Regions from separate parts of the Homo sapiens genome. Here all the other regions are linked to region 6. The links are chromatin contacts, found by Hi-C or POLR2A ChIA-PET in ENCODE. All regions are on one chromosome and are shown on one strand. The core of a region is the stretch at or near the end of the contact, and the rest is flanking DNA. Distances in the headings are between cores, read along the strand shown.

The links. Hi-C counts contacts between places; a loop is a spot of excess contacts on that map. ChIA-PET counts read pairs that join two places held with the same protein, here RNA polymerase II (POLR2A). Pooled maps may share reads with other maps.
Region 1: a map with no recorded cell type shows a loop between it and region 6 (13-fold over the local background). The contact joins the promoter of DCAKD here to the promoter of ASB16-AS1 in region 6. A Hi-C loop is called at or near these places in 1 of 168 maps with a recorded cell type or tissue (CD8-positive, alpha-beta T cell), 1 of 37 single-sample maps with no recorded cell type and 9 of 50 pooled maps.
Region 2: a loop to region 6 is called in a pooled map, with 6 times the contacts of the local background. The contact joins the promoter of ACBD4 here to the promoter of ASB16-AS1 in region 6. A Hi-C loop is called at or near these places in 3 of 168 maps with a recorded cell type or tissue (naive thymus-derived CD4-positive, alpha-beta T cell, sigmoid colon and transverse colon) and 14 of 50 pooled maps. POLR2A ChIA-PET finds 5 or more read pairs at or near these places in 3 of 52 experiments (Panc1, activated T-cell and naive thymus-derived CD8-positive, alpha-beta T cell).
Region 3: a loop to region 6 is called in a map of CD8-positive, alpha-beta T cell, with 8 times the contacts of the local background. The contact joins the promoter of EFTUD2 here to the promoter of ASB16-AS1 in region 6. A Hi-C loop is called at or near these places in 1 of 168 maps with a recorded cell type or tissue (CD8-positive, alpha-beta T cell) and 6 of 50 pooled maps. POLR2A ChIA-PET finds 5 or more read pairs at or near these places in 1 of 52 experiments (activated T-cell).
Region 4: a loop to region 6 is called in a map of naive thymus-derived CD4-positive, alpha-beta T cell, with 27 times the contacts of the local background. The contact joins the enhancer-like site here to the promoter of ASB16-AS1 in region 6. A Hi-C loop is called at or near these places in 1 of 168 maps with a recorded cell type or tissue (naive thymus-derived CD4-positive, alpha-beta T cell) and 7 of 50 pooled maps. POLR2A ChIA-PET finds 5 or more read pairs at or near these places in 1 of 52 experiments (PC-9).
Region 5: a pooled map shows a loop between it and region 6 (17-fold over the local background). The contact joins the promoter of HEXIM2-AS1 here to the promoter of ASB16-AS1 in region 6. A Hi-C loop is called at or near these places in 7 of 50 pooled maps. POLR2A ChIA-PET finds 5 or more read pairs at or near these places in 3 of 52 experiments (CD8-positive, alpha-beta T cell, HepG2 and naive thymus-derived CD8-positive, alpha-beta T cell).
Region 7: a loop to region 6 is called in a pooled map, with 8 times the contacts of the local background. The contact joins the promoter of ETV4 here to the promoter of ASB16-AS1 in region 6. A Hi-C loop is called at or near these places in 1 of 37 single-sample maps with no recorded cell type and 5 of 50 pooled maps. POLR2A ChIA-PET finds 5 or more read pairs at or near these places in 1 of 52 experiments (GM12878).

The regions. Positions count from the first base shown.
Region 1 is chr17:45,049,472-45,053,580 of GRCh38, forward strand. DCAKD (dephospho-CoA kinase domain containing) reads right to left here and starts at 2,161. Exons shown (of 5, transcript NM_001288655.2): 1 at 1,890-2,161. RefSeq lists a silencer at 1,802-2,301.
Region 2 is chr17:45,133,355-45,136,936 of GRCh38, forward strand. It overlaps ACBD4 (acyl-CoA binding domain containing 4), which reads left to right and starts at 2,333. Exons shown (of 10, transcript NM_001135705.3): 1 at 2,333-2,599; 2 at 2,754-2,878; 3 at 3,146-3,266; 4 at 3,338-3,422. The coding sequence starts at 2,791.
Region 3 is chr17:44,897,792-44,902,044 of GRCh38, forward strand. EFTUD2 (elongation factor Tu GTP binding domain containing 2) reads right to left here and starts at 1,654. Exons shown (of 28, transcript NM_004247.4): 1 at 1,578-1,654. It overlaps DNAAF19 (dynein axonemal assembly factor 19), which reads left to right and starts at 1,938. Exons shown (of 4, transcript NM_213607.3): 1 at 1,938-2,068; 2 at 3,199-3,350; 3 at 3,729-3,861. The coding sequence starts at 3,208.
Region 4 is chr17:44,773,854-44,777,836 of GRCh38, forward strand. ADAM11 (ADAM metallopeptidase domain 11) reads left to right here. Exons shown (of 27, transcript NM_002390.6): 12 at 442-526; 13 at 639-729; 14 at 845-896; 15 at 1,359-1,458; 16 at 1,541-1,612; 17 at 1,731-1,823; 18 at 2,274-2,354; 19 at 2,892-2,942; 20 at 3,046-3,109; 21 at 3,313-3,412; 22 at 3,629-3,748; 23 at 3,842-3,983. Among named protein-coding and RNA genes, the nearest start is that of ADAM11, 17 kb to the left of the region's middle. RefSeq lists a silencer at 2,038-2,357 and an enhancer at 2,195-2,695. Within about 2 kb of position 2,563, at least 9 of the 41 ENCODE cell types and tissues checked have a DNase peak (open chromatin) inside an H3K27ac peak, as active enhancers do.
Region 5 is chr17:45,159,343-45,163,339 of GRCh38, forward strand. HEXIM2-AS1 (HEXIM2 antisense RNA 1) reads right to left here and starts at 2,196. Exons shown (of 3, transcript NR_186789.1): 1 at 2,119-2,196; 2 at 1-150. HEXIM2 (HEXIM P-TEFb complex subunit 2) reads left to right here and starts at 2,533. Exons shown (of 4, transcript NM_001303441.2): 1 at 2,533-2,689; 2 at 3,146-3,293; 3 at 3,408-3,517. The coding sequence starts at 3,452. RefSeq lists enhancers at 1,168-1,783, 1,784-2,399, 2,053-2,282, 2,400-3,015, 2,433-2,632 and 1 more.
Region 6 is chr17:44,184,932-44,189,007 of GRCh38, forward strand. It overlaps ASB16-AS1 (ASB16 antisense RNA 1), which reads right to left and starts at 1,786. Exons shown (of 3, transcript NR_049730.1): 1 at 1,634-1,786. It overlaps TMUB2 (transmembrane and ubiquitin like domain containing 2), which reads left to right and starts at 2,041. Exons shown (of 4, transcript NM_001076674.3): 1 at 2,041-2,178; 2 at 2,745-2,812. The coding sequence starts at 2,778. RefSeq lists an enhancer at 1,365-1,899.
Region 7 is chr17:43,543,991-43,547,920 of GRCh38, forward strand. ETV4 (ETS variant transcription factor 4) reads right to left here and starts at 2,350. Exons shown (of 13, transcript NM_001079675.5): 1 at 2,195-2,350; 2 at 1,568-1,678; 3 at 1,284-1,377; 4 at 985-1,032. The coding sequence starts at 1,627. It also overlaps a transcript of DHX8 not described here. RefSeq lists enhancers at 939-1,716, 1,717-2,494, 2,616-2,775 and silencers at 1,546-1,605, 1,646-1,695, 2,146-2,265, 2,316-2,455, 2,476-2,525.

The DNA.
Region 1 (4,109 bases), core at 911-3,410, 860 kb after region 6:
TTAAATAAAAAGTGGTTCTTTTTTTTTTTTTCAAAAGATGAGGGAAATCAAATCAAATGGTGTATATTTAGACTTCACTGCAGGTTTAAATGAGGATTTTAACAGCTTTATTTTAAAATATCAACATTCACAATTAACCAGAACTTTTATCCTCTGTAATCTTCAAAATAAAAATGTGAAAGTTTCAATCTAAAGCTATCAATCTAAAACTGTGCCAGCAGGTAATTTTCTTTTTCTTTTCCTTTTTTTTTTTTTTTTTTTTTTTGAAACAGAGTCTTGCTCTTGTCACCCAGGCTGGAGTGCAGTGGCACGATCTCAGCTCACTGCAACCTCTGCTTCCTGAGTTCAAGTGATTCTCCTACCTCGACCTCCTGAGTAGCTGGGATTGCAGGCACCCGCCACCACACCCAGCTAATTTTTTTGTATTTTTAGTAGAGATGGAGTTTCACCATGTTGGCCAGGCTGGTCTCAAACTCCTGACCTCAGGTGATCTGCCTGCCTCAGCCTCCCAAAATACTGGGATTACCAGGCGTGAGCCACCGCGCTCGGCCTCCCAGCAGGTAATTTTTTCTTTCTTTCTTTCTTTTGAGAAGGAGTCTCACTCTCTTGCCCAGGCTGGAGTGCAGTGGCACGATCTCGGCTCACTGCAACCTCAGCCTCCCGGGTTCAAGCGATTTTTCTGCCTCAGCCTCCCGAGTAGCTGGGACTACAGGCATGCACCACCATGTCCGGCTAATTTTTTTGCATTTTTAGTTGACACGGGGGTTTCACCATGTTGACCAGGCTGGTCTCGAACTCCTAACCTCGGGTGATCCACCCTCCTCAACCTACCAAAGCGCTGGGATTACAGGCGTGAGCCACCGTGCCCGGCCCAGAGGGTAATTTTCAAAACAAAGCTAAGTTCGTGGCTTGCCTGCCTTCAGCTATCAGCCCTCTTCTTCTCTCCTTAAGGTACAGGCACCAAGAGGGGCTCGGAGACCATTTAAACGTTATTTACCAAGGGGACAGATTCAGACCTTGGTGAAGACAGACAGAGGAGGATTTGGTGGGAATTTAGGGCCCTGCTGAGACAAAAACCACCCGAACCCGTCTGTCCACTTTCTATCCATCTACCAGATCTCTAGCATTTCACCCCTTTCCCCAGGCCTATGCCAGCACTGTGCCACACCAACTCAATCTTGATTTATTCAGGTAAAATGAGCACTCTCCCTCCTGCAAAAACAAACACGTTTAAGACATAAAACATATTCAAAGGCTTCCATTTCCTCACCGTTAGAATTGAGACTTAATGTCAAAGTTCACTTGGGTAGGTTGAATCATTTTCCCACAACTAAGGGAGAGTGAAAAATCTTTGAAAACTCTGTAAGCAAACACCTGAAATGCCAACGCCTCCTTTGCGGAGCTGGGGAAGGAAGAGACGGGTGGCCGGATGGCCTCCCTCACTAGTTGGTGGGCGTGAGATCCACGCCGCCCCAGTCCCGGGGGCCTTCACTAAAACCTTAACTGGCCTCCCAGGGGAGAGGGAAGCGGAGGAGAGGGGTCTGAAAATCGGAGATGATCACTCAGCTCAACAGTAAAGCACTTTATACCCACCCTATGGGACAGATACTGTAGCTTTATTCCCATTTTTCAGATGAGCAAACTTGGGATCGGAAAGATACCCCAAGGTCACACAACTGAAGTGGCAGAAGCTAGATTCAAGAATCAATCGGCCCGCAAAGTTCTAAAGGGCAGTGGCTTTGGTCTGATCCTGAGTTTGAATCCACAATCTCCAGCCCTTTCTAGCTGTAAACCTTCCTGCGCGTCCTCAGCCGTAAAACAGAGGAAATAACACGTTGCTTGGTAGGGTTGCTGTCAAGACAATGGGCCGTGGATATAAAAGCACTTGCCTTAGTGCTGGCCGCATACGACGCGCTCAATACATCGTAACTCAGGCTTTCAAAAGAGGCCCGTACGCCCCACTAGGCCGCGAAATTGGGTCGCCCGGGGCGGTGGCAGCCCCGCGTAGCAGCCGCGGCCAGGGCCCGCCCCCTCCCCGGCGCCCGGCTGGCTCTCACCGGCCCGCGTGGCGCGCTACGTACCCAGCGCCTCCGCCGTGGCCCAGGCCTCCGCCTCTAGCCCAATCTCCGCAGCGCTTACAGGCCGGCTCAGCGGGCGAGGCGGGACCTCGGGAGCGCGCGCCTGCAGACCGGACGTCCGGCCAGCAGGCGGGGCCGGGAGAGGTTGGACGGGCGGGGCCGGGAGAGGTTGGGTGGGCGGGCGGGGCCGGGAGAGGTTGGGCGGGCGGGCGGGCGGGGCCGGGAGAGGTTGGGCGGGCGGGCGGGCGGGGCCGGGAGAGGTTGGGCGGGCGGGCGGGCGGGGCCGGGAGAGGTTGGGCGGGCGGGCGGGCGGGGCCGGGAGAGGTTGGGCGGGCGGGCGGACGCGGGAGAGGTTGGGCGGGCGGGCGGACGCGGGAGAGGTTGGGCGGGCGGGCGGACGCGGGAGAGGTTGGGCGGGCGGGCGGACGCGGGAGAGGTTGGGCGGGCGGGCGGACGCGGGAGAGGTTGGGCGGGCGGGCGGACGCGGGAGAGGTTGGGCGGGCGGGCGGACGCGGGAGAGGTTGGGCGGGAGAGGTTGGGCGGGAGGGCGGCCGGACGGACGCGGGAGAGGCCGGCGGGGAGAGCTCGGCCCCGGAGCACGGCACAGAGGTCCCCCGCAACCCCCGACCCGGAGCCATAAATTTTCCTTTCCCCGGAGCCGGGAAGGAGAGGGAGAGAGAGGAGAGGGGCAAAACTGCAGGGTCCTAACTTCGGATATAAAGCTCGGCCACTCGCTACTTGTGCAGCCTTGGCAGAGGTGATCATGAGCACTTTCCACCTGCCAGGTCCTAAGAGCACTTTGTGGGATTATCTCAGCCCGCACAGTCCGCAGGGTGGATACTATCATCATCCCCATTTTACACAACAGGAAACTATGTTTAGCGGTTAATCCATTTGCCCTCTCATACAAAGTCATGTGATTGCAGAGCCCGCATCCTGTCCATACAAGCCTAGCAAGCCACTCAGCCTCTCATCCTGTCTCCTCTCAAAGTGGGGATAATCGCAGCCGTGCAGCGTTGTTGAAAGAATACATAAAAGCCGGGCACGGTGGCTCACACCTGTAATCTCAGCACTTTGGGAGGATCACTTGAGCCCAGGAGTTCGAGACCAGCCTAAACAAGAGTGAGACTAACCCCCGATCTCTACAAAAAAAAAAAACAAAAAACAAACTAGCCAGGCATGGTGACAGTGTGGTCTCATTTACTCGGGAGGCTGAGGCAGGAGGATGGCTTGAGCCCAGGAGGTCAAGGCTGCAGAGAGCCATGATGGTACCACTGCACTCCAGCCTGGGCAACAAAACGAGACCTTGCCTCAAAAAAAATAAAGCATCTAGGCCGGGCGCTGTGGCTCACGCCTGTAATCCCAGCACTTTGGGAGGCCAAGGCGGGTGGATCACCTGAGGTCAGGAGTTTGAGACCAGCCTGGCCAACATGGCAAAATCCCGTCTCTACTAAAAATACAAAATTAGCCGGGCGTGGTGGTGAATGCCTGTAATCCCAGCTACACGGGAGGCTGAGGCAGGAGGATTGCTTGAACCCGGGAGGTGGAGGTTGCAGTGAGCCCAAGATCCGGTCACTGCACTCCAGCCTGGGAGACTACAGCAAGACTCTGTCTCCAGTTAAAAAAAAAAAAAAAAAAAAAAAAAAACTAGTTATCTAGTTATGCCTCACATATAGCAGGAAGTTGTTTTTGTTTTTTTTTTGTTTGGTTTGTTTGTTTGTTTGTTGAGACAGAGTTTCGCTCTATTGCCCAGGCTGGGGTGCAGTGGCAGGATCTTGGCTCACTGCAGCCTCTGCCTCCCAGGTTCAAGCGATTCTCCTGCCACAGCTTCCCGAGTAGCTGGGACTAGAGGTGTGCGCCACCACATCCAGCTAATTTGTTTTGCTTTTGAGATGGAGTTTTGCTCTTGTTGCCCAGGCTGGAGTGCAGTGGCATGATCTCGGCTCACTGCAACCTCTACCTCCCGGGTTCAAGCGATTCTCCTGCCTCAGCCTCCCAAGTAGCTAGGATTACAGGCATGTACCACCACAC
Region 2 (3,582 bases), core at 1,083-3,582, 950 kb after region 6:
CGCCACTTTGCGGCGGCCAGCGGCGTGGCATCCTACAGAGAGGCTAGTGCTCAGGGCCTGATTTGCCACCTACTTGCCCTGCTCTACCCCATCCTCAGATCTCCCAGGCCCAGAGATTCTGCACACTGGCTTGGGTCCCTACGCCACTCTGGGGTCCTGAATTTTCTTTTTTTTTTTTTTTTTTTTTTTTTTTTTGAGACGGAGTCTCGCTCCGTCGCCCAGGCTGGAGTGCAGTGGCGGGATCTCGGCTCACTGCAAGCTCCGCCTCCCGGGTTCACGCCATTCTCCTGCCTCAGCCTCCCAAGTAGCTGGGACTACAGGCGCCCGCCACTACGCCCGGCTAATTTTTTGTATTTTTAGTAGAGACGGGGTTTCACCGTTTTAGCCGGGATGGTCTCGATCTCCTGACCTCGTGATCCGCCCGCCTCGGCCTCCCAAAGTGCTGGGATTACAGGCGTGAGCCACCGCGCCCGGCCCTGAATTTTCTTCTTGATTATCGTATTCGCCTTTGTGCTTTTGATCCTGCCGTTCCTTCCTCCAGAAACAACCTTCCTTATTCTCCTGGTTTACCCTTTTGTTATTCTTGTTGTTGGATAGGCTAAGTCTACATTTCTTTTAATTGTTATGGACACTTAATAGTTGCAGAGAATTATGGAGAGGCATGTAATGTTTTGATACAGGTATAAAATGTGTAATGATCAAATCAAGGTAATTGAAGTAACCATCACCTCAAGCATTTATCATTCCTTTGTATTAGGAACATTCCAATTCCGCTTTTAGTTATTTGTATTTGTATTTTATTTGTTTATTAGAGACAAGGTCTCACTACTTGGTTGCCCAGGGTGGAGTGCAGTGGCATGATCATAGCTCACTGCAGCCTCAAAGCAATTCTCTTGCCTTGGCCTCCCAAAGTGTTGGGACTACAGGCCTGAGCCACCACTTCCCGCCCAGTTATTTTGAAATATACAATAAATTGGCCGGATGCGGTGGCTCACGCCTGTAATCCCAGCACTTTGGGAGGCAGAGGTGGGATGATCACTTGAGGCCAGGTATTGAATGAAGACCAGCCTGGGCAACATAATGAGACTTCTGCCTCTACAAAAATTGTTTTTAAAATAATTAATTTAAAAAGATACAATAGGCCGGGCGCGGTGGCTCACGCCTGTAATCCCAACACTTTGGGAGGCCGAGGTCGGCGGATCACGAGGTCAGGAGATCGAGACCATCCTGGCTAATATGGTGAAACCCCGTCTCTACTAAAAAATACAAAAAATTAGCTGGGCGTGGTGGCGAGCGCCTGTAATCCCAGTTGCTCGGGAGGCTGAGGCAGGAGAATGGCGTGAACCCGGGAGGCGGAGATTGCAGTGAGCCGAGATCACGCCACTGCACTCCAGCCCGGGAGAGAGTGAGACTCCGTCTCAAAAAAATAAATAAATAAAATAAAATAAACAAAATAAAAAGATACAATAAATTATTGGTAACTATAATCGTTGTATTGTGCTACCGAACACTGGATCTCATTCATTCTAACTGTATTTTTGTACCCATTTCCCCCCCTCCCCAGTACCCTTCCCAGCCTCTGGTAACCATCATTCTGCGATGTCCATTTTGCTTACTCTTTTTTTTTTTTTGAGATGGAGTCTCACTCTCGCCCAGGCTGGAGTGCAGTGGGGCAATCTTGGCTCACTGCAATCTCCACCTCCCGGGTTCAAGCGATTCTCCTGCCTCAGCCTCCCGTGTAGCTGGGATTACAGGCGCGCGCCACCACGCCCGGCTAATTTGTGTATTTTTAGTAGAGATGGGGTTTCACTATGTTGGCCCGGCTGGTCTCGAACTCCTGACCTCAGGTGATCCGCCCGCCTTGGCCTCCCAAAGTTCTGGGATTACAGGCATGAGCCACCGTGCCCGACCATCTTCCAAAACTGAGCTGTGATGTCCTTCCTCTAGAACACCTGACCACAGGACATGACTTTTTTTAATCCCCAGTGCCTAAGTGTCTAGAGAGCTGAGTGGGTTGCCTCGGATCGGCCAGGCCTGGATATCAGCGAACAGATGCGGATTTCCACCAGGGGGCGCTAGGACGCCACGACCTTTCACTATGTGCACCAGGGGGCGCTGCCGCCCGCCTTGGCCATCCCGGGCTGGGAAGTCCGACCCTTCGATTAAGCCCCGCCTGATTGGGAAAGGCTCTGAGAAACTATTTGCATGATCTTGAAAGAGCTGTGCTGAATGGTTGAGGTAGGTAAGCCGAATGTGAAACAGGCTCTCTCATTGGCCTAAATTCCCCCCCTCGATCTGCGTCGCCATCCCGGCCCTGCTGGACCCCGGGGTCAGTAGGAAGCCGCGGGGTGGTGGCGAGAGAGGACCCAGGTGTCCTGGCAGTGGGCGCCGCGGGGCACACGCTGGGCCAAGGTGCAGGCGGCCAGGGTGGGAGACTGTTCGCCCCGCCCTGAGTACTCCTATCTTGTTTCTCCACCTGTTCGGGAGTTGGAGATGTGCACCTAAAGGAGGCGCATCTGGGGACGGACACATCTGGCACTGAGGCCCTCGCCACCTGCCTCGCCACCTGGCGACCCTGACCCCACCACACTGCCTTGAGGTAGGAAAAGGAGGCTCCTCAACCACAACTTCTGACCTCCCAGGGTGTCTGAGGCCTCTAAAGAGCTTAGTTTGCCCCTCTGGGAAGTGAATCCTTGGCTTATGGTGCCGGGGGGACCCTGGAGGCCCCCTCACACGAAGGCTGCTTCTTGCAGAGTCGCTCAAAAGTAGGGCCCCAGGGCTCGCAGCAGCATGGGCACCGAGAAAGAAAGCCCAGAGCCCGACTGCCAGAAACAGTTCCAGGCTGCAGTGAGCGTCATCCAGAACCTGCCCAAGAACGGTGAGGCTGCGGGGACTCGCATTTGGACTCGCATTCAGGACGCCTGGGGTCTGACTCTGAAGAAAGAATGGTCCTGATCACTGCAGTTTTTGCAGACAAGCCCCTGCCTGGGCTGTCCTGGGGGTTCCCTCCGCTTCCTATCCTAGTCCAGATGCCCTGGGTGGGACCCATCACCACCTCTGCCCTTTCCAAGCAGGGTTCTCCCGCCCCTCCGCCCCTTGGAGCTGGGAGTGATGCTTTGCCCTGGCTTCCCAACTCTCTGCCCAGGTTCTTACCGCCCCTCCTATGAAGAGATGCTGCGATTCTACAGTTACTACAAGCAGGCCACCATGGGGCCCTGCCTGGTCCCCCGGCCCGGGTTCTGGGACCCCATTGGACGATATAAGTGGTGAGCTCCCTGCTGGCTGGGCAGACAAGCCTCAGCTGTCAAGCAGCCCTCTCACAGCCCTCTGCCCCCAGGGACGCCTGGAACAGTCTGGGCAAGATGAGCAGGGAGGAGGCCATGTCTGCCTACATCACTGAAATGAAACTGGTGGCACAGAAGGTAAGGGCTGCAGGTTCTCTGTCCCCAGGCTCCTGGCCAGGTGGCCTCACCCTTCCAGTTCTGACCCCCACTACGTTTCCTACACATGGACCCCCTCATGGGAATCACCACCTTCATGTTACCCCCAACCCTGCCTATCTTTGGCCCCTGACTGGGCACA
Region 3 (4,253 bases), core at 404-2,903, 710 kb after region 6:
TGACCTCAGGTGATTAGCCCACCTCGGCCTCCCAAAGTGCTGAGATTACAGGTGTGAGCCACCGCACCCGGCCACATTTTACATTTTTAAATAATTGAGAAAAAAGTACCAATGCTAACACAGCCAATAGCCAAGACAGCACCTTGCATAAGTAGGAACTGGATAAATGTTAACTGAATGGGATGTTTAATTTTAAGATGCTGATATTTCTTGGATTAGACTGATACCTCCAACTCCCTCAATGCCACCTGCTGGGTGCTGAATGTAGAGAGAGAATTGGAGCTCCAAGGACCAATAATTAAATGTAAATTATTATGGAAACTTTCACATGCATATTCTTTTTACTTCTAAAAAGCTACTATCGCATTTATGCTTATCTCATTCTCCCAAGACCCCAGTCAAGGGATTGAAGAAATTATTTATTTATTTTATATATATTTTTTGAGACAGAGTTTTGCTCTTGTTGCCCAGGCTGGAGTACAACGGCACGATCTCAGTTCACTGCAACCTCCGCCTCCTGGTTTCAAGCGATTCTCCTGCCTCAGCCTCCCGAGTAGTTGGGACTACAGGAGTGCACCACTACGCCTGGCTAATTTTTTTGTATTCTTAGTAGAGATGGGTTTTCACCATGTTGGCCAGGCTGGTCTCGAACTCCTGACCTCAGGTGATCCGCCCGCGTCTTTCTCCCAAAGTGCTGGGATTACAGGCGTGAGCCACCGCGCCCGGCCGATTGAAGAAACTGTTATAGAAAGCTGTTCATGGAACAAGCCAAGCTCATTTCTGCCTCAGGGCCACTGCACTTGCCTTTCTCTTTGTCCAAAACGCTCTCCCCTTTGATATTTTTCACCTTGTTCCTTTATTTCAATCAAGTCTCCACTAAAATGTCATCTTCTCTGTCACTCTAAAAAGTCCCCCATACATACTCTCCAACTTCCCACTTTCACTGTTTTATTGCTATTCACAAATGTTATACATTTATCACTAGCTGACTTGTATCTAGTTGTTTACTGTTCATTTCCCCAACTACAATTGAAGCAAAGACTTTGTTCACTTAGTACTGTGCCTAGCATAGACTAAGCCCTCAATAAGTATTTACTGAACTAATGAATGACTCTAACAAGGTACACAGAATATAGCTGATTTGCCCACAGTTACACAAAACTAGCGACTCATGGTAACAAACCTCACTGCCGCTTCCCGCTACAATGCAGGAGCTCAGAGGACTTCGGAGGGAACTTGGCAAAGAACGGCTGAAAGCGGCACGGATAGAAGAGGAAGTGAGCGAGGGGACTGGACAGTTAGAGCACCACTCCTACCTAGCGATACGATTTTACGGACTGAGGCTATAGAGGCAGCCCCGAAATCGAGGTGTGTGCGTGTGTGCGCGCTTCGGAAGCCTTGGGAAGGCACGAGGACGACAGGGTCTTCCATTCTTTTTCCCGCTCCAGGCCTCAATTTACCGATCCGTAAAGCGAAAGGGGCCAATAGCATATAAGGCCCCTTCCAGATCTGACGCTTTTTAATTTCCTATCCCACCTGGAGCAACCCTTCCGTGCCGCTGACCCGCTTCAACTTACCTCTCGCCTGCTCAGCTAAGAGTTCCCAGGCCGCTGCCGGAGATCGTGCTTCCGCCCCACGCCGAGGAAACGCCTGCGCCCGCCGCCAGGAAGGACCCCGCAGACGCCGCTGTCGCCTTTCTGCCCGGGAGGACAACCCTCTGCCTGAGGACCAGTTCCGAGGTATGCCCGCCGCGGACTGGCAAGGCGGAGTAGCGGGTCCCCAAGACGAGTAGCCCAAGACGTGGGCTGCTCCAAAGAGGGTGAGAGCTGAGGATGAACGAATCTGATCAGGCGCCTCGGGACCACCCTGAAAATGGGGGGAGGGGCCTTCGGGCAGATCACGTGGTCAGGCTGTTAGCGCAGTTGCTAGGCAACCACAGCTGCGGGCGTGGTCTGCGCGGGGTTGCCCTCCTGTTCTGGTTTATCAGGGGATCCCCAAAGAAAGCAAGGGGACCAAGGCCGGGACTGCTGGGGTGAAGGTCCGGGAGGCTGAGTAAGGGGACGGAAGGGTTAGTTCTATGTATTAAATGCCTGGGGAGGGCTGAGAACTGGACACCTGATTTCGGTTACTGGCCACCCCAGCCCCTTCTTGGCGTTCAGATTCCCTACGTTGGGGTAGGGTGGCTATGGGATTGGTTGGGGACTTCCTGCTTCCTTGCGCTAGGGCTGTTGGTGATGACCCCGCCACAAAATCTAGCTCAACTCACTAGGAGTTTGCAGTTCAGAGAGGTCCCACAAGTAAATGCCAGAGCCACGACTAGAACCCACGTAGAGAATCTCTCTGCAGTGGCTCACGCCTGTAATCCCAGCACTTTGGGAGGCCGAGGCGCGCGGATTACTTGAGGTCAGGATCGAAAATTGCTTGAACCCCGGAGGCAGAGGTTGCAATGAGCCAAGATCGCGCCACTGCACTCCAGCCTGGGCAACAGAGCCAGAAAAAAAAAAAAAGAAAAGAATATCTCTGTAGAAATGATCAGTCAGCCTCAGATATGCAGAAACTACAGAAGTACAGTGATAGAACTAAAGGCATTGCCCAGGTACCTAGGGACCTCTGTTCCAGCCCTGGGCTGGACAGAGGGATTTGGGGATGGGGTCATTGAGCTCCTTCCTTTGCCCCTTCTACTTGATTTCCTGCTCAGTCATTGCATCTGGTTTGGGTGAAAGTCTCCTTCCTCATTAAAGACATTCAATGAAGAATGAAACTTTATCCCCGAGCTCAAGGGTAACTAACAAGAGTTCTGCCTTTGTGTGAGGTCCCCTGTCGAAACGACTTGCTGTAGAACAATCCTATGGGGGAAGAGTGAAGAAACTGAATTCTGAGATCCCAATGCCTCCTCGACTGAAGCACCAAAATTAAAAATATTTTTAGAGGCAAAGAGCAAAATTAAGACAGAACTCCAAATTGAAAGTCAGGACTCTGTATTCTATTTTCAGGGACAAGTCTTGTGTAAGTCCTCACTGTGAAATTCAACTTGTCTTTGTAAAATAGAAAACCAGATTTTTGTAACACCTCCCAATCTGAGTGACATGATGTCCAGAGTGCTTTGGGGTCATTTTGTGTTCTGGTGAATAATTCAGAGGTACCCTCTTTCCCCTGATATTGACTGTCCACTGACATGTATTCCCTTTGCCTTCCCAGGCACAGGCCATGGAAAGGAATGACATCATCAACTTCAAGGCTTTGGAGAAAGAGCTGCAGGCTGCACTCACTGCTGATGAGAAGTACAAACGGGAGAATGCTGCCAAGTTACGGGCAGTGGAACAGAGGGTGGCTTCCTATGAGGAGTTCAGGTTGGCTCACTGCCATTTTTCTCAGGCCCTCCTGTTATGGTGGATTATAGTAGTTAACTCTGAAATCAAACCATTCTGGGCTTCAGTCCTGGCCCCACCGTCTACTGTTTGATCTTATGCAATTTCCTTAACTTCTCTGAGTCTCAATTATTTATCTGTAGAACAGTAACTGTTATAATTAAATGAGTTCTTGCACATAAGACTGAGCAAGTGTCTGACACATGTGAGGTGCTTGAAAGCAGTCAGCTATCGCTGTTGTTATTATTATGGTCATATTGGTCCGTAACAGGTTTATCCTATACCATGCAAAGTCTAGCTGCCTCACACCCACAGACACAGCATTAAGTCCATTGCCTAATTTCTGTCCTTTGCCTACAGGGGTATTGTCCTTGCATCACATCTGAAGCCACTGGAGCGGAAGGATAAGATGGGAGGAAAGAGAACTGTGCCCTGGAACTGTCACACTATTCAGGGAAGGACCTTCCAGGATGTGGCCACTGAAATCTCCCCGGTAGGTGAGGCCCTGCCCCTTTAGTCCAGCAGGATTCTCTGCCCTAAAGCTTCAATCCTGTTTTTTCATTTTGTTTTGTTTTGTTTTGTTTTTTTAACCACACATACCTCTTCTTTATTTGTCATGTTAAACCAACAGAGATAGGTTTCTGCCTCCAATCCCAGAAAGAAAAACAAACAGCAGATGGCAAAGCTGAGTTGAAGTGGGCAGAATGAGTCAGAAAGTTGGGCTAGGAAGGTCGGCTTCCCTTAGTCCTTTGACTTTCATTCTCAGATCAGAATTGGGATGCTCTGCCTCTGGGTTGTATGGTGTCTAGTGTAATGATCCTGTGGCAGTGTTGAGAGAGAGACCCCAACATTCAGATCCTTGAGTTCCTTTCTCTCTTCCTGAGA
Region 4 (3,983 bases), core at 1,313-3,812, 590 kb after region 6:
GGGAGGCCAAGGCGGGTAGATCATTTCAGGTTACGAGTTTAAGACCAGCCTGGCCAACATGGTGAAACCCCATCTCAAAATACAAAAATTAGCCAGGCGTGGTGGTGTGCACCTGTAGTCCCAGCTACTCGGGAGGCTGAGGCAGGAGAATCGTTTGAACCCAGGAGGTGGAGATTGCAGTGAGCTGAGATGGTGCCACTGCACTCCAACCTGGACCACAAGAGTGAAACTCTGTCTCAAAAGAAAAAAGAAAAAGAAAGAAAAAAAAGAACCCAAGGAGGGGGGGAAGGGTCTTGCCTGGGGTCACCAAGGCTGATGTAAAGGGCCAGGCTCACCTCCTGAGGAAGGACTCTAGTGTGAGGGGCTCCCCAAGGCCCCACCACCACCCGGGGAGCCACAGGGGAGGGCAGGAGGCCATCCTGACAGCGCACTCCCTTCCAGGGGCAGGACCTTCCAGAGCACGAGCAGCGGGGCAGCCTACGTGGGGGGCATATGCTCCCTGTCCCACGGCGGGGGTGTGAACGAGGTGAGCAGTGGGGGGACATGGCTGGGGTGGCGGCTGAGGGAAAGGGGCTTCAGGGGCACGACGTGCCTGTTGGAAGATGTAGACATCTGTGCCCCATCTTCCCCACCCCCAGTACGGCAACATGGGGGCGATGGCCGTGACCCTTGCCCAGACGCTGGGACAGAACCTGGGCATGATGTGGAACAAACACCGGAGCTCGGCAGGTATCCTCCCCCAGAGGCCCCCGTGTGGCCCACGCCCAGCAGCTCTGGAACGGGAGGGTGACAGTGGGAGGGGTGGTCCTTGGCCTCCCTCATATCCGCCTGGCTCACCCCTCAGGGGACTGCAAGTGTCCAGACATCTGGCTGGGCTGCATCATGGAGGACACTGGGTGAGTTCTTGGGGACAAACCGGGGGAAGGTCTTGGGCGAGGGGAGTCTTAGAGCGAGCATTGTTTGGCAGTCTGGACCAGGGGGCTCAAGAGGCCCAGCTCACAGAACCACTCAGGATCCCAAGAAGCCCAGTTTTCCGCAAACACTGCCCCGGGAGACCCAGATTTCCCTGCTGGGACACCAAAACCGGCCAGGCTGCAGTGCGCATCGTGGCCACTGGGCGCCGCCCAAGCCTCGCATGGAGACACCTTCCCTCCAGCGCGGCTGCGAGTCCCCAGGTTCAGCGGAGGGGATGGGAGCGACAGGGACAGGCGGGAGGATTCTGGTGCAATCCCGGGGCAGATCCTCCGCCTCCTCGCGATGGTGACGAAGTCCCCCAGTGTACCCCCTCCCCAGCCTTGAGAGGGGTGAGGGTGGGTTGGAGGGGAGCAGCCAGCAGCACCTCCCCTCGCCCTATCCAGGTTCTACCTGCCCCGCAAGTTCTCGCGCTGTAGCATCGACGAGTACAACCAGTTTCTGCAGGAGGGTGGTGGCAGCTGCCTCTTCAACAAGCCCCTCAAGGTACCAGCCCCGCGGCGGGGAGCATGGGAGCGGGCCCTGGGCGGGGTCCGGGCCAGACTCCCGACCTGTCCTCCCGGTCCAGCTCCTGGACCCCCCAGAGTGCGGGAACGGCTTCGTGGAGGCAGGGGAGGAGTGCGACTGCGGCTCGGTGCAGGTGAGCGGTGGTGCGGGCGCCAGGTGGGGAACCGGGATGCGGGGGTGGGCACGAGGGAGCGTCTGAGTGGGAGGATTAGGGCTCGCCCGCCTCCTTCCCCTCCTCCCGCGTCCCTCAGGAGTGCAGCCGCGCAGGTGGCAACTGCTGCAAGAAATGCACCCTGACTCACGACGCCATGTGCAGCGACGGGCTCTGCTGTCGCCGCTGCAAGGTAAGCAGGACCGGCCGGGAGGCGGGGCCAGGACGCAGGAGGAGCGATTGGAGGCCTTCATATAAGGGGTGGGAGCTAGGGAGGGAAGCGGAGCCTTCGGGGACGAAGGCCTCTGGGGCAGGGCTTGATGCGAAGACAGCGCCAATGGGGAGCAAGGGGCGGGGCTGAAGGATGTTGAAGGCGGGGCTACGAGGAGCGGGAAGGGAAGGCTGCCCAGAATCAAGGAGGGGCGGGAAGGTGGGCGGGCTTGGGGGCGGTGCTGAGTGCGCTGGGAGCGAGGTGGGGAGCGTTCAAGAGGTGGTGGGAGCAGGGAAATAAGAACAGGCCTGAAACGGGGCCCTGGGGAGCTGGAGGGCCCGGGGATGTGGGGGTCCAGAGAGCGAGGGGCCTGGGGAGGGCAGGGCCGAGGCATCCATCCTGCCTGACTCGAGGAGCGCGTCTCTTCCCTAGTACGAACCACGGGGTGTGTCCTGCCGAGAGGCCGTGAACGAGTGCGACATCGCGGAGACCTGCACCGGGGACTCTAGCCAGGTCCGCCCGGCCCCGCCGTCTTGTGGAGCCCTGGGCGAGGCAACCCCTACCCTTGTCGATTTGGTTTTCCCGGACGAGTGCTCAGCACTCCCCTCCTCTCCACAGCTGGCATCGACCTCCACTGATCAGACTGTTTTCTTATCTGAGAAAGGGGTTCTTCATGCTCCTGGCCTTGTTCCTTCAATCATTAAACCAGAATGTATCGTCTGGCTGGTATTCCCAGCGCCTGGCCCGGTGCCTGGTGTAGGTTAGGGATCAGAGTAGACGATAATATTAGTTAACATCTATTACAACCTAATTACATGCCAGGCATTTATCTCCCAGCCCTACGAGGGAGGGAGGCTGGAGCGGCTCTGGGGCTTGCAAATCCGTGTGGTCTGGGTCCAGAACCAGACAGATCGCTTGTCCTAGGCGTGGAAGAGCCCTGTGGCATGAGCCCCCAATGGGGGGCACTTGGTACCCCAGCATTCCTCCCTGGGGCAGCCCTCAGCTCCAGTCCTGGGACTGCTCCGCTCAACCCCACCCCTCTCTCCACAGTGCCCGCCTAACCTGCACAAGCTGGACGGTTACTACTGTGACCATGAGCAGGTATGATGGCTGCCCCCTGAGCCTGGGATTCAGGGCAGTCTCTTGTCTCCACTCTGACCACTCAGCATCTCCATCCCTTGCCTCTTAATTCTTGGACTCTCAGGGCCGCTGCTACGGAGGTCGCTGCAAAACCCGGGACCGGCAGTGCCAGGTTCTTTGGGGCCATGGTGAGTCTGGCTAGGGCTGGGAGTGGGGACTCCGGAGGACCCAGAGCTGAGAAGCTGGGGAGAGTGGGTTCCAGCTGAACAGGCCCCCAAGTGTGTAGCTCCCCAGGATCTCAGGGACCCAGGCAGAGTGTGGGAGATGCAGGCCTGAGGTCTTGGGGTGGGTCCTGGGGCGCGTGGGGTCACTTGGCATCCTCTCCCCACAGCGGCTGCTGATCGCTTCTGCTACGAGAAGCTGAATGTGGAGGGGACGGAGCGTGGGAGCTGTGGGCGCAAGGGATCTGGCTGGGTCCAGTGCAGTAAGCAGTGAGTACTGAGGCTCCCAGAGGGCCTCTCAGCTCCAGGGCAGGTGTGAGACTTTTCAGAGATGGGGCAGCAGGTTCTCCCAGGAGGAGCCTGTCAGTCCCAATGGGCGGGCACGTGGCAAATGAGGTGGCAGGGTGCAGGGTGAGGGCAGATTAGAGTTCAGTAGTTGAGTCTGAGGTCAAACTTGGGGCTCACTGTCTCTATATGCCCCAACAGGGACGTGCTGTGTGGCTTCCTCCTCTGTGTCAACATCTCTGGAGCTCCTCGGCTAGGGGACCTGGTGGGAGACATCAGTAGTGTCACCTTCTACCACCAGGGCAAGGAGCTGGACTGCAGGTGCTGGCCAGGACCAAGACTAGGGAGGGGAGGTTGCAGCTGTGCTGGGGGTTAGGAGACAGGGGGCTGAGGCTGGCTGTGTCACTTCCCCAGGGGAGGCCACGTGCAGCTGGCGGACGGCTCTGACCTGAGCTATGTGGAGGATGGCACAGCCTGCGGGCCTAACATGTTGTGCCTGGACCATCGCTGCCTGCCAGCTTCTGCCTTCAACTTCAGCACCTGCCCCGGCAGTGGG
Region 5 (3,997 bases), core at 946-3,445, 970 kb after region 6:
TGTAGAGCGAACATGTCATATGTAGGTAAAAAATCAAACCACAGTAGGCATCAAGTGTACTGAAGCTTCAGTTAGGAGTAAGTGGTTCCAGTTTTGGATTGAGGACCCTAGTCAATGATGATCCTATTTTGTAATCCAGTTGTAAAACATCTGGGGAGCAGAGGGAAAAAAGTTAATGCTATGGAGTTGTCACTCCAACTGAAGAAAAATTATTAATAGGAGGAGCAGAACTTCAGTTCTGGAAAACTTTTTTTTTTTTTTGAGACAGAGTCTTACTCTGTCACCCAGGCTGGAGTGCAACGGTGAGAGGCTCATGGCAAACTCTGCCTCCTGGGTTCAAGCGATTCTCCTGCCTCAGCCTCCCGAGTAGCTGGGATTACAGGCACGCAACTCCACACCCGGCTAATTTTGTATTTTTAGTAGAGAAGGGGCTTCACCATGTTGGCCAGGTTGGTCTCAAACTCCTGACCTCAGGTGATCCACCCGCCTCCACCTCCCAAAGGGCTGGGATTACAGGTGTGAGCCACCGCGCCAGGCCAAGTTCTGTTAAACTTTTAGTAAGGCTGAAGGCTTAGGCATGTTTTGACCATTTGTAACTGATAATAAGACTCATCACAAGGTACCCACAAAATTCACTGCCAGTCACTCTGCTACGTCAAAGCCTCTCCTACTTCAGCACCTACCTAGGCATAATTTTAACTGACATTTTAGCAATAAAACTTTTATTTGAAGATATCCTTGAGCCACAAATCTCTCTGGATTTAGATTTCAAGCAGTAGGAAGTAAGATGGTTTAACCTGCAATTCAATAAAAGAACTTCACATCAAACTTCAATCTTTAAGAAGCTGCTACAGCTATAATGTAAGGTTAAGAGTTTATTCTTTCAAAGCAGGTCTCCTCATCTCTTAAACGCTATACATATGAAGTAGATAAAAACTGGTTTCTTTTTTGGTAGCATTTAGGATCTACAAAAGTGATCCTTCAATTACTTGGAATTTCAAAAAATTGAGGTTACCTAGTAACAATGCACCAGTAGAACACAAAATACTCTGACTTTGTTTAGTCTGTGGGAAAAGAAAAATCTTTAAACTGGAAAGATTTTGTAGTCTTACAAAGATTACATTGGAATTGGAATTACTGTAGTTCGTTTTTCCCTCTAGGAGGGCAGCCATTTCTCTAAAAGTTGTGTAAAAGTTAAGACTAGGATTTCAAAATGCAAGCAGATGTTGATGAAGCATACGAAATGGGCAACTCCGTTTCTATTTCGGAGCCGCAGCGACTCCGACTTTGTGCCCCAACCCTGTAAAGGGCAAAACCTCATCCCTTCGGTGTAAACTTTCAAGAGAAGTGGGGCAGCACACTTTAGGCGTTTCACCAAGAGGCTGGCGACATGCTAGGTCAGGTTGTCCGGAGAATCGGGGCTGAATGGGAGAGATCTTGAGGGCAAGAGCCTCAGAGACCTTCAGGCACCGAGCTCGTGAAGGTTTCCAAGTGCCCCTCTCTAGCTGCTCCCAGGGGGAATTAGTGGTTGCTACAGTAGTTTAAGAGGGTCGTGGTTTTTCGCAACCCGGGCGGCGAGATGGCGCTTTGGTGTAAGCGAGGTAAGGTGGGTGCACTGGGATCTCCGCTCTCGGAGCCTCCAGCTGACTGCCACGCCGACTTGTGGCCAGACCTGCGACCTCCGCCCTCCCCCGCGGCGCCAGCCTCTGGAATCTGGCGTCGCCCCCACCTCTCCAGTCGAAGTGGGAGTCCCTCTGTGCGGGGCCTCGCCGCCATACCCAGGCCGAATGGGGGTGGGGAGGGAAGCTGGCAGAGCTCGGCCTCAGGATCCGCGCCCCTGTGGAAAGACCGCAGAGGGAAGCCGTTTCACCAGCCTCTCCCCTTCTGGGGTCTCGGGAAACACGCGGTAATTACCGAAGAACCCCGCACTCTGTGAGAGGCGAGGCTGCGGGGCTGCCGGGACGGTTTGAGGACCGGGCTCGGCCGAGGAGACTCCAACCTTCACCCTCCCTGGCCCCCGGTCCCACTTCCCGCCGTCTCCCGGCGCCGCCACTTCAGGTAGCCCACTCGGCCCGGCCTCTCCCCGCGCCCGGACCACCCCCCACGGGGTGCTCTCACTGCGCAGCGAGTCCCTCCGCTGCCTCCTCCCAGCCCAAAATGGCGGCGATGGCCGCCGAGCTTCTCGTCGCCTTCCTCAAAGGCCAAGGATCCCTCCGCGCCTGCTGCCCCGCCCACCTTAGCCGGATCTATTTTCTGCCCCGTAAAGATTAACGCCATCAATGAACTCTTTAATTGAGTTCGGAGAAGGCGGGTCCAGTTGTGCCTCCTCACAGCTAATCGTTGCCAAAAAAGCGAGAATATTGGCAGAAGGCTTGACCAATCAAAGAAGGCAGTGATGCGCGCGCGGTCTGCCCCCGCGCAAGGGTAGATGGGTTTTGGAGTCTCGGGTGTGGCTGTTGACGTTACAGGCCCTTGGATCGCTTTTCAGGCCAGAAGAACTACAATCCCCAGCAGGCACCGCGCGTCCAGGCTCTCTCTTCCCCCCCATCTTAGTGGCCTGAGCGGCTTGACCAGAGCTGCTGCAACTGCAGCAAGAGGTAGGGCTCAGGCGTTGGGAATTGCACCGACAGGCAGTCGCACAGAAAGGCACACAGATGTAGTGGTGTGCATAGCCCTTGACAGCGAATAGGTCAGTTCCACCTTTGCAAAACCTCTTTCCATGACTGTCTCCCTTCTTCCAAGAAATCCATCCTTATCCTAGTTGGGTTTCCCTCCCAGCTGCATGTAGTGCAAAGACCTCTTTCCCCTTTTCTCCTGTTTCCCTTTCTGAGAGGAAGGAGGGAGGCAGGCCAGGACCTTAGAGGAAAAGTCCTCAGCACTAGGCTGGCCCAGGTCCCAGCTGTGCTTCTGGCCTTTGGAGCCCAGCTTGGGGAGAAGGTTGGGGGTGCAGGGCTGCATCAAGATTGGGGCCACTGGAGACAGTGGGGAAGGACTCGTGAGCTTGCTCCATGTTCTCCCGTGGCAGCAGCAGCCCCGCTGCACTCCCAGCCTCCCCAGGCAGTCCTCCTTTGCCCCTTTGGTGGTTGGGGAAACAAAACTTACACCTGGCTTCCTGGCTGCCAACCTGGGCCTCGGTGACTTCCAGGAGGACAGTACAGGACATGAGTCCTGGTGAGGGACCCGAGGAGCAGGACAGAGAAGACGGCCCCTGAATCCCATTTGGCCCCTTGCTGGCTGGAGGTGTGAAAACCAGCGGTGGAGGCAGCCTTCGGGGCCTGCATTTGAGAATAAGGGTATGAAGGGCTGGGGTACAAAATGGCTGCCACTGCCTGGGCAAACAATTCTGGGCAGCCAGAGTATTCCTGACGTTCCTTCAGGATTTAGGTTTCTGTTGTTGTTCAAAGCAGGTGTCACTAGTTCCAGGCGTCTGCTGAAAGATTTGGAACAGAAGATGATGGCCACTCCGAACCAGACCGCCTGTAATGCAGAGTCACCAGTGGCCCTGGAGGAGGCCAAGGTAAGTCCCTGCCCTCCTGCCCACCCAAGCACCACGAGCACGGGTCCCACAGCTGAGATCCAAACTTCTTGTCCCAGATGTGTTGGTAGATTTGGAAAACCAGTATTTTGACGAATCAGTACTATGCACTAGGCAATAGGCCGGAATCCCAGTCTATGCTAGCTGATGAAATCTTAGTAACTGGCCGGGTGCGGTGGCTCACACCTGTAATCCCAGCACTTTGGGAGGCCTAGGTGGGTGGATCACCTGAGGTCAGGAGTTCGAGACCAGCCTGACCAACATGGCAAAACCCTGGCTGTACTGAAAATGCAAAATTAGCCTGGCATAGTGGTGGCGCATGCCTGTGATCCCAGCTACTTGGGAGGTTGAGGCAGGAGAATCGCTTGAACCCAGGGGTCGGAGGTTGCAGTGAGCCAAGATCTCGCAATTGCACTCCAGCCTGGGCGTCAGAGCGAGACTCCGTCTCAAAAAAAAAAAAAA
Region 6 (4,076 bases), core at 536-3,035:
CTCAAGGGATCCTCCTGCCTCAGCCTCCCAAAGTGCTGGGATTACAAGTATGAGCCACTGTGCCCGGCTTTGTGAATGTACTTAATGCCACTGAATTGCAAACTTAAAAATAGTTAAAATGGTTTTAAGTTTTATGTTACGTATATGTATATATTTATCTTTAGAGATAGAGGTCTCCCTGTGTTGCCCAGGCTGGCCTTTAACTCCTGGGCTCAAGTGACACTGCTGAGTCAGCCTTCAGAGTAGCTGGGACTACAGGTGCATGCCACTGTGCCTAGCTATGTTTATTTTACCACAATGAAAGGACTTACAAAAAAGAAGCTAGACACCGAAGAGGATACACAGTTGGATTCCATTTATAGCAAGTACAAAAACAGGAAAAACTAATGTATGGTGACAGACGTCAGAATAGTGATTACTCTTTGGAGGTTAATGGCTAGAAGAAGACATGAAGGGGGAGATTCTGGGGTAATTCTTTCTTTTTTTTTTTTTTCCTGAGACAGAGTCTCGCTCTGTCACCCCAGCTGGCGTGCAGTGGCTCCATCTCAGCTCACTGCAACCTCCGCCTCCCAGGTTCAAGCCATTCTCCTGCCTCAGCCTTCTGAGTAGCCAGGATTACAGGCGTGCGCCACCACGCCCGGCTAATTTTTGTATTTTTAGTAGAGACGGGATTTCACCATGTTACCCAGGCTGGTCTTGAACTCCTGACCTTGTGATCCGCCTGCCTTAGCCTCCTAACGTGTTGGGATTACAGGCGTGAGCCACCGCGCCAGTCCTAATTATCTATTTCTTGATCTAAGTGCTACTTCTGCCAGTGTTCAGTTGGTAGAAGCCACCGAGCTTTTTGCTTATGTTTGCCCCTGTCTGGATTATTTATCCTTTAATCAGTAGTTCTCCAAAACCCCAAACTCCAGCGCTTTTTTTTTTTTTTTTGGAGACAAGGCCTCCCTGTCGGGTGCAATGCAGTGGCTCAGATCATAGCTCACTGCAGCCTCGAACTCCTGAGCTCAAGCGATCCTCCCACCTCTGCCTCCCAAAGCGGTGGGATTACAAGAGTAAGCCACTCCCCCCGGCCACAGTAAGTTTTTAGAAAAAATTTTAATTGCGGCCGAGCGCGGTAGCTCACGCCTGTAATGCCAGCACTTTGGGAGGCCGAGACGGGGGCGGATCACCTGAGGTCGGGAGTTCGAGACCAGCCTGACCAACATGGAGAAACCCTGTCTCTACTAAAATACAAAATTAGCGGGGCGTGGTGGCGCATGCCTGTAATCCCAGCTACTCGGCAGGCTGAGGCAAAAGAATCGCTTGAACCCGGGGGGGCGGAGGTTGCAGTGAGCCGAGATCGCGCCATTGCACTCCAGCCTGGGCAACAAGAGCGGAACTCCCGTCTCAAAAAAGAAAAAATTTTAACTGCAAAAATCTGGATAAGTTCTTGAAAGCTGGACTTTTCCCCCTTTTTGTGTCCTAAGCCTGCGCCGAATCTGTGCCTTCTTTGAAATGCTTTCCCGCCTTCTTTCTCCGGGTCCCACACTACCTGGGGCCGCACTCTTCAAGCACTGGATGCTGACTAACTGGTCTCCTTATCTGTCTTCCCGACTGGCCCAGAGCTGAGTTCTTACTAATCCCCGCTAACCTGGAGTTAGGTGCGCGTTGCAAAGCAGTAACGAATCCAATCAGCCGGGGAGGCAGACAGCAGGGCCGGAAGAACAAAGCTGGAAAGGGAAACGTCGCACCGGCTCTGCCCAGCGGCGCCAGCCCGGGCAACCTTCCGCAGTCGCGAAGCCACGCCCCTTTCCCAAGTACCTCCGCGCTAACTCCTCCCCCCTGGCCCCGCCTCTCACCCTGGATTGCCTAAGGCCCCGCCCACCAGGCGTGGCCCCGCTCTGGGAGGGCCGCAATCCCGCCAACAATGACTCCACCCCTCCTTCCGCTGAGAAACCTGTCCCTTTTATTTAAAGAATACCTTTTACGTCAGCCCGTCTTACGCAGCTTCGCGTCATCAGTGCAAGGCGCGGAGGCGGGACTTCCTGTCCCTGGTATAACAGCTTCCGGGAGAAGCCGGAAGAGACCGGACCCTGAACAGAATCGCAGATTGCCAGCCCTTTTCCCGACCCCTACGGAAAGACGAGTCCAGGGGCCGTCCTGGCGAGGTCAAAACATTTAGTCTGGTCTTTTCAGGTGAGGACTTCCCCATCCAGGCACAGTGCCGGTCCAATCCCCCTTTAATTTCCCATGACTCCTCGCGTCCTGAAGCCCCGCCCCCAGTTCCCCAGCCCCGCCCCGAAGTTTGAGGGGTGTGGACGGTTTGTGACCCCCTTAGCCGACCCTACTCCTCACTGGCCGGGACAACTGGTCTTATCACGGAGGCTGGGGCCAGGCAGCCCTTCGGTTCGGGTGGGCCCATGGACCCCAGTCCAACGCCGAGGGAATAGGACCATCCAAAAGCGGAACCTTCGCCTCAGAAAAAGGGTGCGGGACCCCTCCTCACCGTGCGGTCACGGTACGGACAGGGTAGATCACAGGCTGAGGGACAGAGCAAAGACCCCTGAGGCCGGACACCTGGGGTCCTGCCGGGCCCCTCCCCACGAGAGTTCCCTGTGTCTGTGCCAATCGTTTTCGTCTTTCTTTGCCGCAGTTTCTTTTCCTGTAAATCATGGTTAATAACATTAACCTTCTTACCATCAGGGGTTAGTTGTGGTTGTGATAAATAATTACTACCGTTATTAAGCAATTGCAATTTGCAGTGTGCCAGGCACTGTGCCAAGTATTTTGCTTCGATGATTTCACGTCATCTTCAAAACAACCTCATGAGGTAGGTACTGTTTTTAACCCCATTTTACTGATGAGAAAGCTGAGGCTCTGAGAAAGTTGTCTGAGGTGTTATAGCTAGTAAGACGCAAGACTGGGGTTATAATTAGTTGTTTTTCTAACTCCAGGGCCGGTATATTAAATAAGGATGTTGATGTGTTCCACAGATAATTCTTTGAGCAACTACTGGGGCATTATATTGGACACTTCAGTACCAAGAGAAATACATACGATCCTTGTCTACCAGGAGTCTAATAGAAAGATGGACAGGTACATAAGTATAATGAAGTTTTATAGGTGCTGTGAGAATAGTCTGATAATGGTAATCACCAGACTGGATTTGCCCAGGGACAGCTGTGAAAGCAGCAGATTCTCCAAGGGAAATAGTAGGTACTCCAAGGAGCAAGCAGGGACCCTTCCTGCCTTTCTAAGAAACTGCAGCAGCAGAACCTTCACAGTGAAAGAAGAGAGACTGAGATATGGATTGTGAGAGCTGTTATGGAATCTTTTTCAAATCACTCCACTTGGGGAGTGGTCATTGCAGGAGTGGGCCCATGGTGACCCAGGAAGGTGGTGCTTCTGGTGTCTGTCCCAAGTTGCTCCCCAGGGCTTGCCAGAAGTTTCAGAGGCGGCACATAATGTCTGCTGCATAGTATCTGCCCGCGGTCCCTACAGAGTTATCGTTTTAGATTTGTCTGACTCTGCTTTTGATGGTAGGTCAGTTTTCTTTGGCTCTTGACATCTGGCAGCCTGGATCTGTGACCAGGAATGAAATAGGCTCAAATGAGACAATCTGGCAGGGATGGCTAAACAGTGCTTCCAGGGGGGCCCCACAGTAAAATATTCCAGGCTTTTGGGTCTCTCTGAAGCCACTTTGGAGGCTGCTTAGGAGGCATATTTGCTTGACCAAGCGATAGAAATCCTAGAGAAACTCAGGCCTCAGCAAAGATTTTTCCTCATTCACCAAAAAAGCAACAACAGTAGCAGCAGCAGCAAGGCTGTGGGCTTTTCCTGCTGATCCACACTCATTGGGAAGTTGGAGTTTGAGAGAGGAAGGTCACAGAACGTGAAAGCAAGAGTTTCACAATAGAGGCAAAGGGTAGGGTAGGTCTTTAGGTTTAGGTTGGGGTGCCGGAATTAGGAAGGTTTGTGCCCCCTTCTACACAACACTGAACTCCTTTTTTTTTTTTTTCAGGGCTGGGTCAGTTAGAACCTAAACAAACTAGAGACCTGGTTGCAACCCCTCAGGCTCTGCTGATGCTGTCCCC
Region 7 (3,930 bases), core at 1,100-3,599, 640 kb before region 6:
TGGAGGGATGAGGAGATCCTAAGGAAAATACCTCAAAAAGACCTCAAAAAAGGAGTTCCTAGTGTTTTGGCTTCTTCATTTTCATAGTGTTAAAATAAACCCTAAGATGGGGGTAGTTAACCCTTCCCTCTCAGAGACTGTCTAAACCACCATTTTCCCTCCCACCTGCAGCCCCACCAGCGACACCCTCAGGCCCCACCAAAACGCACTGAAGAATCCAACCAGGAAACCTCCTGAACACACCACTTCCCCATCAGACCCAGCCACGGACCCAGCCACGGACCCCACCCCAGCCAGCTCACAGCTAACTCCCCAGCACACAGGAAGGGGGGAATTTGCCTGGAGGCAGAGGTATTCAAGCGGGATGGAAGAGGGAGGAACACTTGCTATTAGAATTACAATCAAGGCTATTTGGGGAGGGAGCCCTGGGCTCTCTGTGCCAAAGGACTGCCGAAAAGAATTATTTAAACTTTTGTTGTTCTTTTGGCTTGGACAGTAAATTGTTTGGTGCTGGGGGTTGGGAAGAAGAGAAACCCAGGGGATAAGAATCAATGCTTGGGCAACTCTGGAGGATGAGTGACAAATTAATTTCTCCCCCCACCCCCCACCAACAACACCCCAACATGCACCTTGGCCTGGCGGCTTCTGCAAAACAAACTTTACAAATGAAAATTTCAACCAGGAAAATGGGCCTGGGGCCAAGTTCCATTCAAATAAGCAAATACCCCACACAATGGTCTGATTCATCCTCAAGCCTAGTTACACAAGCCTGGCTCAGGGTAGAGAAAATAAATATCAATATAAGTGTCCACGCTGGGTGCTGGGGTGAGTAGAGTGGCAAGGGACCTGGGGAGAGGGCCTTGGAGAACTCCTTGAGGCAGGGAAGGGAGAGGAGAAGTGTAGGGCTTAGGGTGGAATACCAGGGGCTACGGAGTGTCCCCCTGTCCAGCCTCCCAAAATAGAAAAGGTCACAAAACTACTCACCTTCAGCGAGCCACGTCTCCTGGAAGTGACTTAGATCCTGGAAGAGATCTGAGGGGTAAATAGTGGAATTGGAGGTGAGGTGGAGGGGACGGTAAGAGAGAAGGGGCCCTAGCAAGACCCGGTGACTCCCCTGCCTTGGGAGTAGGGACCGAGAAGAATGACCAAAATCCCTTGGAGGGCGAGTTTTTTGGGGAAACAGGCGGGGGTTCCAGAATCGGCCGTGTGTGTGTGTGTGTGTGTGTGTGTGTGTGTGTGTGTGTGGCGGAGGAGGGTCGCGGTTTGTCTCTCTTGCTCTTTACCTTCAGAGTCGAGGGGCGGCAGGGAGCCCGGGTCCATGAGCTTCCCCAGCGGGCCGATCAGCGCTTCGCGCAAGCTCCCATTTCCGGGCGATTTCTGCGAGAAGCGGGGAGAATGCCCGCGAGTCACCCTGAGGCGCTTAGTCTGGGGGACGAGGTTGGGGTCCTCGGGTGACTCAGGGGCGGGGCAGCCCAGGACTCCGCTGGGACTGCGGGGAGGGGGGCTGTGGTGAGAGTAGGGGCTGGGTGCGGGGCGGGGCGGGCGTGGAGGCCGGCGCGGCGCTCACGCTGCTGAAGGTGTAGGGCACTTGCTGGTCCAAGTATCCGGCTTTCATCCTCCGCTCCATCCGGCCGCTCCCTCCGGCCGCACGGCCGGGGCCCCAAGCGGGGGCCGAGACCTGGTGGGGGAGGGGGCTGCGTTCGCACACCGTCCAGGGAGGGCTGCGATGGGGGCGGGGAGGGGGCAGTCCCAAGGCTCTGGGTCCGACGGCGAAACTTCTCCGACTCACTGGGGCGATGGCGAGGTTTCCGCCTGCCAGGCCGAGCGCCACCACCACTCCCCTCCCGCCAAAGGCCAAAGGAGGTCCCACCTGCTCCCAGGAGCCGGGCTCGCCGTTTCTGCTTTCTGCAGCCCTGCTTTACCCGGGCTCGGTTACATAAGAACGTGTGTGTGTGTGTGTGTGTGTGTGTGTGTGTGTGTGTGTGTGTGTACGCGCGCGCGCGCGGAGGAGCAGGCGAAGCGCACACCATCGCATGCCCACAACTCCCGCGCCCCCTCCAACCCTGAATCCCAGCACCTCCCACCCCCGCCCTGGAATCTGCGGAGGCGGGTGGTGAGAGTGAGTGTGGTGTGCATTGGAGGCGAGGCGGGGAATCACAGACACTCTCCCTCCCTTTCCCTCCCGCAGCCTCACCTGAGGCCGGGGCGTCTGGGCTGGAGCCGCGGGGGGTCCCGAGCATGCCCTGGAGCCCGCACCGAGGGCCGCGGGGCTAGGCCGGAGTAAGGCGGCCCCGGCCCCGGGTCCCCAGCGCACCGACTTGTTTTTCGGGCGCAGCAGACAGTTGTGAGCCCGGGGGAGCAGCTGATTGGTGCATTTCCTTCGCTCGGCCTCAGCTCTCCACCCCCCGCCCCGCCACACCGCCCCCCGTTTCCCTTTGTTTCATTGACTTTTGTGAATGGAACCCCAGGGCTGGGCACGCCCGCCAATCCGGAGAGTCGTCCGGCCTGGCCGGGGGGCGGAGTTTCCCAGCCGCGGGGGCCAATCAGAATGTAGGGGTTGGCTCCCGGCTTCATTCAGTGCTCCGGCTCCCATTCATAAAAAAATAAAACTCGCGGCTGGAGTTCATTCATAAAGAACCGAGAGAAAAAGAGAGAAGCCGAGGACCCCGCGGCTTCTTCACCGTCTCGCCACGGTCTTGGGTCTGATGCGCCGCGTGCTCCTCCGGCTGGCGTCTGCACACGTCTCTGCATCTGCGTGTACGTGGGAGTATGAACATGTCTGTGTGCGCCCAGGAGGGAGGCGACCGGGCTTGTGTGCCCAGAGGAACAATAATAACTAGCATTTATGAAGCGCTCCGCTTCCACGTGCTCATTTCGTTCCCATAACCCGGCGAAATGGATCGTTTGTATCTTACAGATATTAAAAATGAAACTCAGAGAGGGATGGTAACTCTCCTGAGGTCACTCAGCTAGTCAGCACCTCTGGGGTTTACAGCCTCAAATCCCTCACACTCTCCTGTACACCCCTCTGAAGCCATGATTAAATGAGTTAAGCTATGTGACAACTGATACACAGTAGGTGATCAATAAATGTAAACTGGCACAGAATCCAGGCTTTTCCTCAAGGGTCTGTTCTCTGCAGAGCTGTTTTGTGACCCACTTTCTACTGATTGCAGCAGAAACCAGAAGCCCCAGGGTAGATGATTTCCGAAAGTGTAGCTCCCTCTCAGCCATCTTCCCTCTTATCTGAGAGCCAGCAAAAGGAGCAAAAGCCCCAAAGGTTCTGATGATCTGGAGGCAGGATGGGTTTCAGTTTTAGCTAAGAAGCTGGTCATAGTCTCTGTCATCTCATCCATTCACCACTTCTTTCAATAAACATTTATCGTGTCAGATACAGTGCTGGGTTCCAGGCAAGCAGCTATGTCCAAGACAGACATCTGAGGGGACCTGGGGTGCTTGGGCTGTGGCCATGGGGGCACAAAGGACATGAATCCTCAAAGGCCTTTTTGCTGAGACAATTCTCTATGTCTCCAGCCTATGCACTCCTTTGAGGACAGCCTGATTTTTTATCCTGCCTGTTTGTGATAAACACAAAAGAATGTTCAAATGCCAGGCCAGCAGGAGTGGCTTCCCAAATTCATCTAACCTAACACCCGCCACTTTACAGATGAGGCAGTGGAGTTTCAGAGAAGGAAATGACACATGTAAGCTCTTTGGGCCTGTCTGGCCAGAACTAAGGCTAAAACATACAATTGCTGTTTAGTGTTCATAAGGGCTCATTCCATGAGATCTGCTTGTGCAAATGGAAGTAAACTTCCCTTTCTATAGGTGCTGTAATATTCTATAAGGCTCATGTCTATTGTCCCTCTCCTCCAGGAAGCCTTCCATGATAGCCTGAATCAGTTCCTTTAGCCATATACAACATTCTTG